Linked DNA regions of Homo sapiens: region 1 is linked to region 2. A link is an interaction called in ENCODE POLR2A ChIA-PET data of the cell type or tissue named here. Cell type or tissue: A673. All regions are shown on one strand.

Evidence for each region. ChIA-PET counts read pairs that join two places held together with the same protein. Peaks named below come from ENCODE experiments on the same cell type or tissue, not always from the same donor. Only the 100,000 strongest peaks of a DNase experiment are listed, where the experiment ranks them.
Region 1: POLR2A ChIA-PET joins it to region 2 with 12 read pairs; 2 of 35 experiments call an interaction of 5 or more read pairs at or near these places.

What each region holds. Positions count from the first base shown.
Region 1 is chr6:102,047,264-102,055,263 of GRCh38, forward strand. The region is part of intron 15 of GRIK2 (glutamate ionotropic receptor kainate type subunit 2); the gene reads left to right. Among named protein-coding and RNA genes, the nearest start is that of GRIK2, 660 kb to the left of the region's middle. In A673, no CTCF peak of the experiment used is centred here; DNase peaks (open chromatin) are centred at 3,988 and 4,678; H3K4me3 peaks cover 504 bases; H3K27ac peaks cover 6,262 bases.
Region 2 is chr6:101,914,533-101,922,532 of GRCh38, forward strand. All of the region lies in intron 12 of GRIK2 (glutamate ionotropic receptor kainate type subunit 2), which reads left to right. Among named protein-coding and RNA genes, the nearest start is that of GRIK2, 520 kb to the left of the region's middle. In A673, no CTCF peak of the experiment used is centred here; DNase peaks (open chromatin) are centred at 2,654, 2,794, 4,159, 7,689 and 2 weaker places; H3K4me3 peaks cover 985 bases; H3K27ac peaks cover 8,000 bases.

The sequences.
Region 1 (8,000 bases), 130 kb after region 2:
CACTTCTTTAAAAAAATAAACAAAATAGACAAACCTTTTACTAGGCTAAGGGCAAAAAGAGAGGCGACTCAAAATCAGAAAGAAAAAGAAGGCATTAAACTGAAAACTCTAAAGCATTACTGAAAGAGATTGAAGACACAATAAGTAGAAAGATATCTATGTTCATAGATTGGAAGAATTAATATTGTTAAAAATTTTCTTCCTGGCCAGGTTCGGTGGCTTATGCCTGTAATCTCAGTACTTTGGGAGGCCGAGCTGGATGGATCACAAGGTCAGGAGTTCGAGACCAGCCTGGCCAACATGGTGAAACCCCATCTCTACTAAAAATACAAAAAATTAGCTGGGCATGGTGGTGTGAGCCTGTAATCCCAGCTACTCAGGAGGGTGAGGCAGGAGAATTGCTTTAACCCAGGAGGCAGAGGTTGCAGTGAGCCAAGATCACACCAATGCACCCCAGCCTGGGTGGCAGAGCAAGACTCCATCTCAAAGAAAAAAGAAAAAAAAAATATTTCTTCCTACCCAAAGCTATCTACAGTTTTAATGTAAACTCTCTTAAACTTTCATTGTAATTTCTCATAAAAAATAGAAAAGCAATCCTATAGATTATGTGAAATTACAAAAAGGCCTAATACTCAAGGCAATAATGAGCAAAATAAAATAAAGCTAGAGGCATCACAATATCTGATTTCAAATTACACTGCAAATCAATAGTAATCAAAATAGCATGGTACTGCCCCCCTCCCAAGAAAAAAATAGACATATTGACCAATGGAACTGTATGGAGGGTGCAGAAATGAACCCACACTGTATGGTCAATTGTCAAAACTATCAAGAACACCCAATGGAAAAAAACAGTTCTTCAATCAACGGCGTTGAGAAAACTGGATATCCACAAGCAGAAGACGTAATTTGGTCTTTTTCTCACAACACATACAAAAATCAACTCAAAATGCATTAAAGAATTAAAAGTAAGGTCAGAAATTGTAGAAGTACTAGAAGAAAACATAGGGCAAAAACTATACAACATTGAGTTGGGCAATATTTTTTTAGATTTGAACCCAAAAGTGCAGGCAACAAAAGCAAAAATAGACAAATGGGATTACATCAAACTAAAAGTTTCTGCAAAGGAAGGAAAAAAAATAATAGTGCGAAGGGACAACCTAGAGATTGTGAGAAAATATTTGCAAGCCACACACTCAATAAGGTGTTAAATCAAAACTATATTAAGAACTCAGACAACTGAATAGCAAGAAAAAATTATTTAAATGAGTAAGGGACCTGAATAGACATTTCTCAAAAGAAAACATACAAATGACTAACAGATATATGAAAAATAATTCACCATTGTTAATCATTGGGGAAATGCAAATTAAAACCACAGTGACATATCACCTCACACTAGTTAGAATAGCTGTAACAAAAAAGACATAATGTATTGGAGTAATGACAAGCTAGAAGAAATGTAATATTATTAGTAGTCTACTTCATAAAAATATTTTCCCAGAACCAAAGCGAGCAACTAGTACCAAACCACTACCTAATGCTAGGTCATATACAGCATGTAATATAATATAATTACAATATCTGAATAACTAATGAATATAAAATAAAAGAAACAAATGTCCTTTCGGAGGTGGCCAGAGAGGATATGTCATATGAAAAAAAAGCAATACCCAGTAAGCCCTTTAGACTTTTAACAAAATGTATGAAGGATTTGGGTTCTATTAAGGAAGAACAAAAAGCATATTTTTATTATTTTTTTCAAAAATTGGTTTCATCAATTTTAGTATACAGCTATATTTAAAGTGTTCTTATAACTCTTGTCCCACAAAATTATCTTGCAAATAGACTTCAAAGCCAGTTGTGGAACTGTGTTTTAATACAAGCAGTGTGCTGTGAATTCTTATGAAGCATATGGAGCAATAGATGAAAAAGGGAACCTACAAAAAATACAAATTGGTAAGCTGTGAGTTCACAATATGTAAGTTCAAAGGCAGAAAGGAGAGTACATAGGGTCAGACAGAAAAATCTAATGAAGGGGCAACATATTTTCCACAGAGAGAACACATGTAATAACAATAGTAATTGTTATCTAAGGTTATCTTACTTTACAATAAGTATTAATAGTAATTATTGTTTCTAAAGCCATACAAATTGAATTTAAAAGAAAAGAATTTATGGGGACATTAATAAGCGAGAGGGAAAAATTCTTCCCCGACAATAAATTTAAACATTAGAAACAAGTTTTATTTAATTTTTTCTGTTCTTTCCTTTAATAGATAGATGGAAGCCTTTACTTTGCTAATGTATAATGTGAATTTGCATGAGATATATTTGATATGTAGTATTAATCAAGATTATTTGTACAAGTAATCCTTTACAAATCAAACAGATGTACATTTACCAAAAACAGAAGTGCATGTGGGAATAGCCAGTTTGGGAAATACTGTTGTAAAGAGTTTTAGAAGGAGATATATTATAAAAAGCAAGAATGATTTTGTTTCTGACCCTTGTAATTGATTAAAGCATACAGAAGCTTGATTTGAAAGTAAAGAAACATTTGAAAGGCTGAATGAGAGGTTTCCAGAATGTAAGATAATGCAATTTCAGCATGTTAAATATAAGATACATTGATTTCAGTATATATTTTTAAATATAGGATAATGTGATTTCAGTATATTCATTATTGGACAATTTGCTGTGCAACCTTTAAAGAAAAGTTATTTATCAATGAATAAGCCTCCCTCAGAATTAAAAGAAATGCTGACTGCATTTACTTTATTAGTCCTATATTATCTAGACGTAATGAAATAAGATAAAGAGAAAAATGTTGGCATGTAAAATTGAGAGTTTGTACAGGGTAGTAAAAGGGCTATAGAAGAAATAAATCAATATATTGTATATAATAGACTTAAACTTTAAAATTAAGTATTTAGAACTACGTGCACATTTCATTCTACAAGTAAGGTTCCTAGAATGATAGAGAGGAAAGAAAGGAAGAAGGAAAAAAGGGGGAAGGGAAAGAATGATAGAGGGGGAAGGGAGAGAAGAGCACAGGAGGGAAGTGGAAGTTAGGGAAGGAAGGGGAAGGGAACAAAAGAATACAGGGCCCCAGCACGGTGGCTCAGGCCTGTAATCCCAGCACTTTGGGAGGCCAAGGCGGGTGGATCACGAGGTCAAGAGATTGAGACCATCCTGGCCAACGTGATGAAACCCCGTCTCCACTAAAAATACAAAAATTAGCTGGGCGTAGGGTGCCTGTAATCCCAGCTGCTCGGGAGGCTGAGGTAGGAGAATCACTTGAAACTGGGAGGCGGAGGTTGCAGTGAGCCAAGATGGCACCACTGCACTCCAGCGCCTGGGCGACAAGAGCAAAACTCGGTCTAAAAAAAAAAAAAAAAAAACGGAATAAGAAATAAAAAGAGAGTACAGGAAAGGCAAAAAAAGAAAAAGAAAAAGGAAAGGGAACACAGAGGAATGAAAAAGTAGGGAGGGAAAAAAGGAGAAAAGGAGGGTAGAGGGAGAAAGGGAGGGAGGGAGGACAGAAGGAAGGAAGGAAGCAAGGAAAGAAATAAAGAAGAAAGATAAGAATAACTCAATTTAATAAACCCAGCAAGTTAGCTCTGAAATATTTGGTGAGATTTGTGTTTACTGTTTATAATAATCACAGTTTAATCTCTTAAGGAGTTTTAATCTATGTCTTGGGAGAGATTCTCATGAAATCACAATATTACATAAAAATATTTGATTAAAGTTTAACATAAAAGGGACATTTAGAGACAATAACTCTATTGTTGAGGAAGTTCTGGATAGATACATTTGTAGTTTTTATGTGCCCATCCATACGCTGTCATTGTATGTCACTTGAAACTGCCTCTATACCTCCTTTGAGGGCTCATTTGGAGCATCAGGTCTTATACATCTGACATATGAAGAGGTTTCACTATGTAATAACTGTATGTACTATGACTGCCTGCTTCCCTCCCTCCCTTCCTTCCTTCCTTCCTTCCTTCCTTCCTTCCTTCCTTCCTTCCTTCCTTCCTTCCTTCCACTCTCTGCAAGCTAGGACTTTTTTTTACTTGGTAAAAGGGATCTTTTGGCAACTTGTAAAAAGATAATTTACAAACATGAGTTCCTTACTGTGAATATGGAGAATTTGTTTAAATTATCAAAGAAAGTCCCACTGAGAGCAGCGATATAGAAAGTACCAAAGATTAGAGATTGAAATGAAGATTCAAGGCCTAATTTGGCTTTAAAAGTGTTGGGTTTATCCTGAATTTTTTAAAATAATTTATTTGTCAATGTTTTAAATGTGTGAATTTTAGACAAAATATTTCATATGATCTGACAAAAAAGTGAAAATATATGGTCACCCTGTGACCATATAGTCTCACAAGGTTTTAGTAAAACTGCAACTGAAGGCCGTCTATTTTGAGTGTTGCAGTTTTCCAGATATTTTTGTCTACCTTCCTCCACTCATTTATGGTTGTCTGTCCTCCTAACAGTTTGAAAATTGACTCTAAGTTACAATGATGCATGTTCTAATAGACACATTTATAATTTCCTTAGTGTTTTCTAATTAAAGTTAGAGGCCCCTTGAAAACATATACATATTTCTTGAAGGTGACCTTACAGTGTGACTCCTGAGCTTCTCTCAGTTGACATTCAGCAACATCAGTTCTTTGTTTGCCAACATACAGATTCATGTGGGAGTTTGAACTTGGGAGGAACTGTCTCTATCTACATAATTAATGAGTGTTCACTTCATTAGAGTTAAGTGCATGGCTGTTCATGTCACAGGGAGAATGGAAGATTCTTTCGTTCTTTGGTCTCAATGTGTCCTTGAGATTTTTCATCTAGCTGAAATTTCAGTCCACATTTGACTTCAGCTGGCATATTTGTAGAAATACTTCCAAAGGAGCATCAAATTATGTATCAAATAAGTAATAATTCATTTTTAATTACTTGTCCTTTTAAAAAATACTTAAACTAGATCAATGATGGAAGGACAAGTAAAACATGTCATTGATTTATTGGCATTGATTATATTCCTTATATTATTTCATCTTGTTTAAAACCTTAATAAGCCCATTAACTTTGTACATTTGATTCAAATCAAATATCATTTAAACATTCCTATGTTCATAAAAGCAAGTGTGCTGAGGTTTGCTAGCAATGGGAAATTTGTATATTCACATTCAATGCTGGAAATAGGAAGTTCAGCTGGCGAAAAGTCAAGCGGTGTCTCACTTGCTGAAAAGTAGGTTGCTTTTGTTTATTTGTGTCTTATTTTGTTCTTGAGAATGTAATGGAGAATATAGTGTTTGAAGATACTGGAATAGACATCCCAGTGCAGTTGGTGCATATAGTGAGTTGGCAATAATATTATATTCTTTCAATAGTTCTCAAAATGAGAAATGAGCTCTCACAAAATAAATACTTAAGTGGATTAAGAATTTTCTATATTTGAAAGTCTACTTTCCAAGTAATCACCCTTCACAAATCTTGCTTATAATTATATTTATATAAAAGAAATTACAGTCTGGGCACCTTGGCTCATGCCTGTAATCCCAGCACTTTACAGGGCAGGTGGATTGCTTGAGCTCAGGAGGTCAAGGCCAGCTGGGCAACATGGTGAAACCCCCTCTGTACTAAAAATACAGATGAGGTGGCGGGCACCTGTCATCCCAGCTACTCAGGATGCTGAGGCAGGAGAATCACTTGAGCCTGGGAGGCAGAGGTTGCAGTGAGCCAAGATCCCACCACTGCACTCCAGCCTGGGTGAAAGAGCGAGACTCTGTCTACAAAGACAAACAACAACAACAACAACACACACACACACACACACACATACATACACACACAAAGAAAAGAAATTACAACTTTTTGATAACCAGGTGTGGCCATTTTCACAAACACTATCAACACAAGATTTGTTGCATATACTGTTTCTAATTCAAAGAAATTTGATAAACTATCATTCTGTTTAAAATGGAGATACTCTTCCCCATTAAGTAAGCATTTATTTTGCAGGGAAAATATATCATTATCAGAATAAAATTGATCTTTCAACTGGCACCATGCTAGATATAGCAAATTAATAAATACTGAATAGTCAAGCAAAATGACCTTAGTTTATGGTGTTTTATTACATATCACAGAGACTCAAGCACCATGTTATTGCTCTTACGTTATGTTAAAATGCTTTTAGTCAGTTATTATGCTCCTCAGAATATGCAAACATTTGCTGAGAGCCTATGATTTGAAAAATGATTGAGAATTCAGATGGATGGATGTTTCATTAGTGTTCTTTAGTGTTTATGCTAATGGATGTAGATATTCATCTGCATTAGATATTACATAAGTGATATTTTTGTTAATTTGTTGACCAGAAACATATAAAAATAATGAAGCACATGCATCTTTCTATATCTGTTAGATGGATGGATGGATGGATAAATGGATGGATGGACTGATTGGACAGACAGACAGATAATAGATAGCCTCCATACAAAAAAGCTTGTAATGTATTTAGGAAAATAGAACATATCTCAACAGGTAAATAATAATACCAGGGAACCTAGGCTGAATGCCCAGTGAGTGATCAAGACAGAAAGTAGTATAAGTTGGGCTAATATATTGAAATCTGAAGTGGTTAAGGGGCAGAATTTACACTGCACCTTCATGTTAGATTAGTATTTTAAGAAGAGCACAGGGGAGAAACTGAGAAGCAGAAATTCCCCTAATATACTTAAGAATTCTTGCATAATGAAAATAAAATATTTGAGTTCTAATTATAGGAATGGGCAATGCCCCTATTTAGGAAGGCTGTAAAAAATGTAGAGAAGCCATAAACTTCTACAGCTTTTAAGTAGAGAAAAGATGATGTTAAACAACTTTTCAGTTGAGTTTGGTAGATCTTCATTTGTCCAACTTTTTAAACAGGTTACTTACATTCTATGGTTCTCGTCTTTCTACTTTTACATTGCCTACTCTCACTAAAAGAGATGTATAGATGTGGACACATTTAAATCAAAACAAAATTACAGGCAATGTTGAATACAAGCTGAAATGTTTAATATTTTTCTGGAAGCAGGAAAACACTATGGGTGAATTTGTACACAAAAAATGGAATGTGCAGTATAGTGTCTTAGGAAAAAGATCACACTTTAGAAGCAGGCTATTTCTGGGTGGGGGAAAGGAATAAAACCAATCCCTTGGAACAGATATAGAAAAATGCATGTGCTTCAATATTTTTATATGTTTCTGGTCAATGAATTAGCAGATATTACTTATCATGTAATATCTAATGCAGATGAGTATGTACCTCCATTAGCATAAACAATACGTTTTATTTATATTGTTGCCTCCACTGGAAAAAAACAAAATAAAACCTTGTCTCCTATAAAATAAATTGATAAAGGAACAACGCCCCAAATGTTTACAATACGTGGCTGTATGCCCCTTGATTTATAAAGTAAATCACCATAATGATTTTTAAATTATCTAAGTCCATACAACCTGTGACTTCTGTTATGCACATCACATAACAGATACTAGTGACTGCCCATTATCTGCTAAGTAAAAGATACCATTGAATACAGCTTATTAGTAATTATTCCCTTAAATTACTGCATTTAATCTTTGGAAACACCAATTTTTCACAACTTTTCTGGTCTAAAAATAGAGATAGCTGTTTTATCAGTGCTCTGGTTTCAGTGTAGAATAAATTGTAGATATGAATGAAACATCTTTGCACTCTATCCGTTTTCCTTTGTGGATTCTTTCTTACTGTTTTACAATGCTGTAAGCTGAGTCCACCTTTTAGGAGACATATTCTTTCTTAAAACAAAATTCATTTAATTCCTCAATATCTAGCAAGGCTATCCATTTTAATGATCTTGTTAAACGTCTATGTGTTTTTTCCAGTTGTTTTTCTCTTCTGAAAAAACATTGGCACACTTTGAAGCATTTTGAAAAATCTCTGCCCTCCTCTCATC
Region 2 (8,000 bases):
AAGAATCTGTCGACATTATAGTCCTTGCAATGTGGGAGTTACTTTGGTTTGGAGTGTGAGTCGTATTACTGATCCTGACAATGTGTTGCCCCCCCACCACACCCAAGTGTTACTCTTTCTAATTGGAAACCTTTTGGCATAGTGCTAACTAGCTAATATGCTGCATTCACTTTTATTTACTCTTATCAAATGGGATTATGAGTGTATGATATCAGGTTTCTTGAGCTTTCAGTTATATTCAATTGAACCAAATATATTTACATTCAGTTGTGTTTATTTTATTTAAAACCATCTTCCTAAATTGTAAACTGATATATTATTTCTTAGCTTACATAAAAGTGTTTTCTAAATGTTTTATTACTTTCATTCCTTTCTTAACCATAGTTTAACTTCATCCAACTTCAAAACATCACCATATCATTTTACATTATGAAGCCTTTTACATCTAAGTATAGAAAACGCATTATAGCCTTAACTAACATCCTGCTCATTAATGATTTGGAAGGTAACTGAAATTAATTATAGCTAGGAAAATCTTTTCCTTAGAAACTAACTCTAAAAGTACTTAAATATGTACAATTAAAGAAAAAATGATACGGGCTGTGTGACTCAAAACTAATGCACACACAATTACTTTTTAAGTAATATGGATAATTTATTGAACAATAAAAATATTTTGGGATATATGTTATTTATAACTAACAACAGAAGATGTATAATAGCAACTGATAACAGAATAACAACCATTCTTATTGAAAGAAATTGCCATGCAGGTTACATAAACTACGTATTTGGAATGATGACTAAAAATTTTCAGGCTAAGAAGATTGTTTATTATTCATTAAGAAAGTAAAAAATTAAAAAAACAAGCAAACAAATAATAAAACCTAAAAGTGAAGTGGTACTTGCTGAATATAAGAAGATCACACAGTTTCACAGGATAATTTGGTATGTTTGCAGAGCATGCCACTGAAAAGAAACCTTTATTTTATTTACTATGGAATAAAACAGTATTTTAGGAAATTATTTCTTAGACTTGTAATAACATTATAAAAGATAACTGCACAGACGAAACTTCAGGGTGGCAAGGATATTTTTACAGAAGATTCTTGTAGTGAATCCTTGAGTTTCATATGGATATTATAAAAGAATGTAATGGCAGTGAGTTTGATATGGTGCCTTCCCCAAAGTTACATGACATTATGTTTGATAATTGTTTATCGTAGACACATACAATGTTTTAAGCTTACTTCTTAATATTTTATTTTCTGAAATCAATGTCAATTAAAAATTAATGGTTTTGAAAAATAAGCAATCTATCCCGGAAGGTATTTTTTCCCCCTCTCTTCAAATATGTTTAGTTAAATTCCTTTAATTTGATTTATTTCATTTGAGAGATACTGTGATCTTTCAGAAAAATTGCTGGGGCTCTTGCTTTTAGTATTTCTTCATGGATTTAAAGAGATAACTTTTTCTAACAGTGTAAAAAATAGCAATATTCTATTCCATGTGAAAAATAATTCAAATTCAGGTGGCAATGTTAAAATATAGTACAAACATAATACTGTAAAGTTTAGGCTTCAGGTAAATTTGAATGTTCCTTAAGGATTTCATATCTATGCATATATTATTTAATTTTAACATTTGAAATATTTATATTATTAGGCTTGATATGGCAGTAAATAAAAAATAACATTTATTCCATAATATTTTTAATAGAAATTAGTTAATACACTTATTAACTAAAGCATGATCTTTTCTTGAGCATTTGTGACGTTTTTTGTATTCTGATAATATCACAGACTTTATGACCAAATCTTAATTATTGAATGCTCTCAGTGTGCATGATTTGGTTCTACATAGTGAAGGATATAAATATGTTAAAAAGTGATGAAGCAGGAAGTCTTCTATTCGAGTGAAAATTAAGGAATTACTCATTGATTGGAAAGTAGGAAAAACTAGAAATAGTATTCCTCTATAATTAGGAATAAATTAGATCATAGGAATTCCCTTTTCTTGTTTTATGGGAAATGATAAAGATTGAAATGCTGACTGGAATGGATTGCAATAAGAGAGTAGGAACATTTTCACAGGCGATCTCCATTACAGACCTGACTCAAACCTTCTGTGCACTTCAGAGATACCTGATTTATACAAAACTGAATTTTTATACTAATGTAATAGTTTTCTTAAGTCATTTGTTACAGTTCAGAATGAGACAATATAGCTAAGTTTGTTTCATAATTGGCAAGTGTGACACAAACATCAGGTGATGTTATTATTCATTATATGTAACATTTTCAATAGTTTATTATTTAAATTTGCCATCTCTGTAATGCCTCACCTTATTCTTTCATGGCTTGTTTTAAACAATTTTAGTCGCAGGCAAGTCTGCTTTACAAAGGCTTGAGATGTTCCCATTTTATGCCTGATCCCACTACAGATGTCATGAAAATGGCATAATTTCAGCAGATTGTACTTAACAGATAGGTGGTAAGGTTGTCTATTATCTGATAAGCCTGTAGAGACCTCATTTCCTTTCTTCCTGACATTTAATCTAATTTTCTGCCAAGTATGATAGTTGTTATAACTGGCCCTTCTCAGGCCATTTATGGGTTAAACTAATAGTAATTTCATACCCTAGAAGTAGAGTTACCCTAGCAACTCTCAGTCCATCTAGATCCAATTTCTAAAAATACTCTCTCATTTCTGGCTATTTTCTTTTGTACTGGAGACACAACTATGAAGTCCATTTCCACGTTCTGCTTCTCAAGAAAATGCCAAACACACCAGTGGATCCATGCTCACTTGTGTTGGCACCAAACTGGCCTGATCACCTATGTTGAAAAAGCACATGGCTCATTTAAATAATGCTGAAAAGTTGAGCATAGCTGAAGTGTAGGATGATTTTAAAAAAATCCAGAGTTGAGCCTGAAAACATGGCTTATAGTCATTCTGTGAAAGTTTTTAACGTATATGGGTTTTTAGTGTAGCAATTACCTGTTTTCCATTTCTCTCCTAAATAACCAAGTTAGCATTACCTTGTCACTTGCCTTTTTTTTTTTAAGTTTGGATGATGTAACTTCTCTTATTAAGAAGGACTACTGTATTTTCTTTTGAGAATTTTATATTTTTATTCAACAAAGTGTACCACTCCTTAGCAAATAGTAATCATCCTTCAAAATATTCTTTTTTCCCCACAAATACAGAAGTAACAATTGAAAATTTGAATATCAAATTTTGAATTTTTAAATTACTTTGGAAATTAAAGTAAAAAGTAGTAAGAGATCACGTCTTCACATTATTAGTTTAACTATATGCCCATGAAAAGAAAAACAAAGTCACAGTAAATATGAAAATAGTATGTAATGAAAAAAAAAACTTTGTATTCCTCGTACTAGAATGTTTGTTTATACTTGATTTTGAAAATGATTGTGTCTATTTTGTTTAAGACAAATTAATGTGAAAAGCTATTTATTTTCCCTATTCCAATCCATTTACTCCCATCTATAAAATGAGGTGGGGAATTAATATGTCAACAAAGCAATTAAGTAGAACAAAAAAACCAGAATATTACCGTTAACTGCTGTTAAATTTTTAAACAAGATTTGCTTTGAATTTTTCATAACACGTGAAAGTTGAGGATTGTTATGTAATAATGATGATGATGAAAAAATAAACACATATTGAATTTAAATTCTGACATATAAATAGGACACATTCTAGAAAGGCCATTTCAGCTTAAGGAAAAAAAGTGTTCAAATGTGTAAAATATATCACTAATTGGCTTAAAATTATATATGTTATAAAAATCATTTTTGTACTCTTCATTAGTTGTAATGTAGTTTGCCTGTGATATGACAAAGTGTTCAAATTAATGTTGAATTAGCTTTTTTTTCAAAAAATGGTAATGTATTCCCTCAATGAGTAGTAGATTATTTTATATATTTTCTAAATTATTTCTTTGCTCTAAAGGTCTAGAGTAAGAAATCTTTAAACAAGGATTATATACTTTCAGCTAACATTTATGTAGCAATATGTAGTTTGAAAACGGCTTTGCACATATTATCTCTCATGCTGAGTTTTCCCGCCTCCTCTTTAGAAATAAATATTCAGCTCAGAGAGATTTAGTGATCTGTCACCACATACAAAGTATGTATTTGGCTGGAATTCAAACCTTCCAGTCTCAAAACTTGTAGTCATTCTATTATGCCTCTTTTAGGCACTGAAGTAATGCAAGTGCTAATAATAATGAGGAGGAGGAGAATGATTTTTAAAAGTCCATCTCTCAAAGGCCTCATGAAACTCTGGAAATACAAAATTGATACATGAAATCACATTAGTACAGCAAAAGACAGTAGGTGATAAATAGATATTTGAAACAGATCAACTTTTGGGCAAAAGCAAACACTATGGAATTTCAGAAAGGAGTAGCATAGAAGCCAGTTGGGTGAATTAACTGAAGAGGAAGAGGACTTTTCACTTAATAGAAACAGCATAAACAAAGGCATAATGAGACAATGGGCCAGTCTACATAATAGTTTGAATAAAGTTAAAAATATTGAGTCATATTATATTGAGCCTTGAAATTCAGAGACAGAGAAAGTTAAACCTAATAATTCAGTAGTTAATAGATATTGATTCTACACAAGGGGAGTTTCATGATGCATAACTTAATATGAGGATAGTTTTACAAGACAAAAATGGAGAAAAGGAGAATCAAGTAGAGACAGTTTTAGAAAGTCCGTGATTAAGAATGGAAACAAAAGTGCAATGAAGTCGGTAAGATGAATCAAAGATACATTTTTAAAAAGTTGACATGTCTTAAGCATAGTTTGTATTTAAGTAAAAATAGTAAAAGAAGATACACTTTAAGTCTCAAGAGCTCAGAGAAGTGACACATCAATTTAGAAAAGGAGAAATTGGGAAACAGAGATAATATGGGGGAAGTTATTTGGTTCAATTTTAAACATTTTAAGCATGAGGTAATGGTGAGCTACCTAGGTAGGAAGTTACAGAGATGGATGGAAATCCATTGAGGGAGAATTTATGGCTGTAAATTAAGAGAGTTTTGTAATCATCAGTATAGAAGTTAAAGTCATGAGTGTGTTAAGTGATTAAGGAAGAAGGAAAGTTTTGAGAGCTGAAACAGAGCCATGACAGATTATCTGTTAGTGGGGCAGAGAGTGAGAAACAAGGGTGCATGTCAGAAGTTCAAAGGGAAGGCATCATTCAATAATAATGGTATTAGAAGTTCAAAAATGGTTAAAAAGTAGATTTGAGGAACAAGACAATGGATTTAAAAGCAAGATTTTAAAACAATGGAAGTTTAGGATTAAGGAGAAATTAGGTGTAAAGATATAGGAGAATAATCATTTTAGATGTTTGGCCAGAATTTGAAAAAGAAAGAGAGAAGTAAAAGGAACATACAAATAATTCAAATATGTTTCAAATGCTCACTTTTTTAAAAACCTTGTGCTAAAAATTTGAGGAGATGCAAAGATAAATAAAGAACTGTATTGGGATGTATTCAATTACAATATAATGGAAAAGGGAAAAGATGTGCATTAATTTATAGTGAAGAAACCAGGCTGTGATAAGTATGACTTGACCCTCTTCATTTTATAAATATGGAGAAAAGAAAGATATACTTGGGTTACACAAGTAGTGGTTAAGCGTCTCTAATGAAGACAGCCCAAAATAAAATAGCTTGAATTAGTGGACATTTATTTCTCTCTCATCCCCAATCGAGAGAACAGTCCAGCTCTGGTGGGACAGCTCTGTTTTCCTCAGCAAGGGGCTTCTAATACTTCTCTATTTAGCACCATTTCCTAAAATGAGGAAGATTCCAGGGCAAATGTCTTTAATGAGAATTTTCAGAAAGTTGTGCATATTGCTTCTAATCGTATGTCAGTGGCTCAAATTGGGTTGAATAACAAGAGCAGATGAGAAGTACAGTTTTAGCTGGGCATCAATGTTACTACTAAAACCCAAGGAGGAAAACAAATACTGAGCGATAGTCATCAGTCTCTATTATAGATATCCTCCATGAAGAGAGAATGAGGAAAGTTACTGAATGGTAGTACTGGGTAGTATTGAAGGATGGGTGTAGGATTTGAATATCTATGGAGTGAAGAGTAGGGAATTACAGGGTAAATGACAATATGAGCAAAGAAATGAATAAGAATAAATACAGGGCTTTTTTTTTTTGGAAAGGGGGGTCAGAGATCACATTTGCTAAGAAAAGTGGATCATAATCTTGAAATGTTTTTGAAGGAAAGTGTGAAGAATCTTGAATTCCATGTTTAAAGTCTGGATATTTTATATATGGACAATGGACACAATTAAAGATTTTTAAAATAGAGATGTGATATTATGGGAATTATTCCACATTAAAATCAACTGGGAAGCGGTATATAGAGATTAGAAATTTGAATAAAAAGTGGAAAGTCCAGTTAGGAGACTACTGCTATGGATATGACAGCCTGAACTAGTATAGTGCCAATGGGAATAAACAGAAAATGGGAAGGGCAAGAAATGAAAAAGACATTCTAGAAGTTTACCGACATAATTTGACAACTGCTGGAGTTTTGGGTTATGAGGCAAAGAAATATAAAGAATGGAAGTTGATTCAAAGGATATTAAGCCTAAGTGATTTAAGGGCTAGTGGCAGGGCCACTGCAATTGTTCATTTAAGGATGCTGGCAGGTGATGGTATTAACAGAGATAAGAAATGTAATAAAAGAAAAATTAGTAAAAATTGTGAATTAATATAGGACACTGTGGTATTGGAGAGTCTACTGTCAGGACAGTGGAAATTCACTTTAAGTCAAGGGAGTGAATAGGATTTAATATATATATTTGGGGAAACAAATAATTGTATGAGCAGAAAAATATTAATTTGGAGGCCAATTGATTTAAATTATGATTTAAATTTAAAAAGTGAATCCGAAAGAGTTGGAAGATGAGGACAGATACTGAAGCAAGATCTGGAAACAGGGAAGATAGAATTCAGTGGGACAGTCAATCTTAGAGGGGTGAGATGATTTAGCTTAAAAAAATAAATAATGGAGCTAGAATAAGAGTTGTGTTCACGTTAATGTGAGAGAGATAAGGTAGACCACAGACAAAGCAATGCAAGGCCAGTGAGTAAGAGTGTGTGTGTGTTGGGAGATATTGCTTGAAAGTGGGAATCGGAGATAAAAAGAATTGACTTACCTTTCCTCACTATTAGAGGAATGGTAATGAATCAAATTGAGAAAGAGGAAAAGCTTCCCAAGTATTGCCATAAAGAGCAAATTGGAAATTCATATTGGAGACCATTTTTCTTAGCCTGTATTTGTATCTTTTGGAAGCTTTATCCTTTTGGATATCTTCAGTTTAAGAAAAAAAGCAGAGAATGTGAGGTAAAACATGTACATTATTTTAATTTAAATATCAATTTACCAAACATTTATTTTTTTCTCTTTTGAATAAATTATACAAGAGACTTCCTTGAAACCAGTGTCAGTGTTCCCAGATTCTTCCTTCCTACCTTTCTCCATTTCCTTCCTTCCTTCCTTCCTTCCTTCCTTCCTTCCTTCCTTCCTTCCTTCCTTCCTTCCTTCCCTCCCTTCCTCCCTCACTCCTTCCTTCCATTCTTTCCTTCCTCTTCAGATTATATAGTCTGAGAAAATAGAAAATAAATTTTTCAAATGTATATGTATAAATTTGGATATCTCCCCAACCCTACAACCACGTCTCATTCCTCTCATTTCCCATGGAATCCCTTGAAACATCTATATAATACTTCAGGGCTTAAGGAACTCTATGAAAAAACTAGTGATCTCAGTCAAACAAATTACACAGTCTCACTATCTTTAGCTATGTTTCTAGGAGTTGTCATATGGGAAAACTAAATCTAGCTTTTATAGACCAGTTTCATGTTAATAGCTAATATACTTTTAAGAGTAGGAAAAATATGTTTTAATTATCAAGAAATTAAAATTGGAGGTTGAATA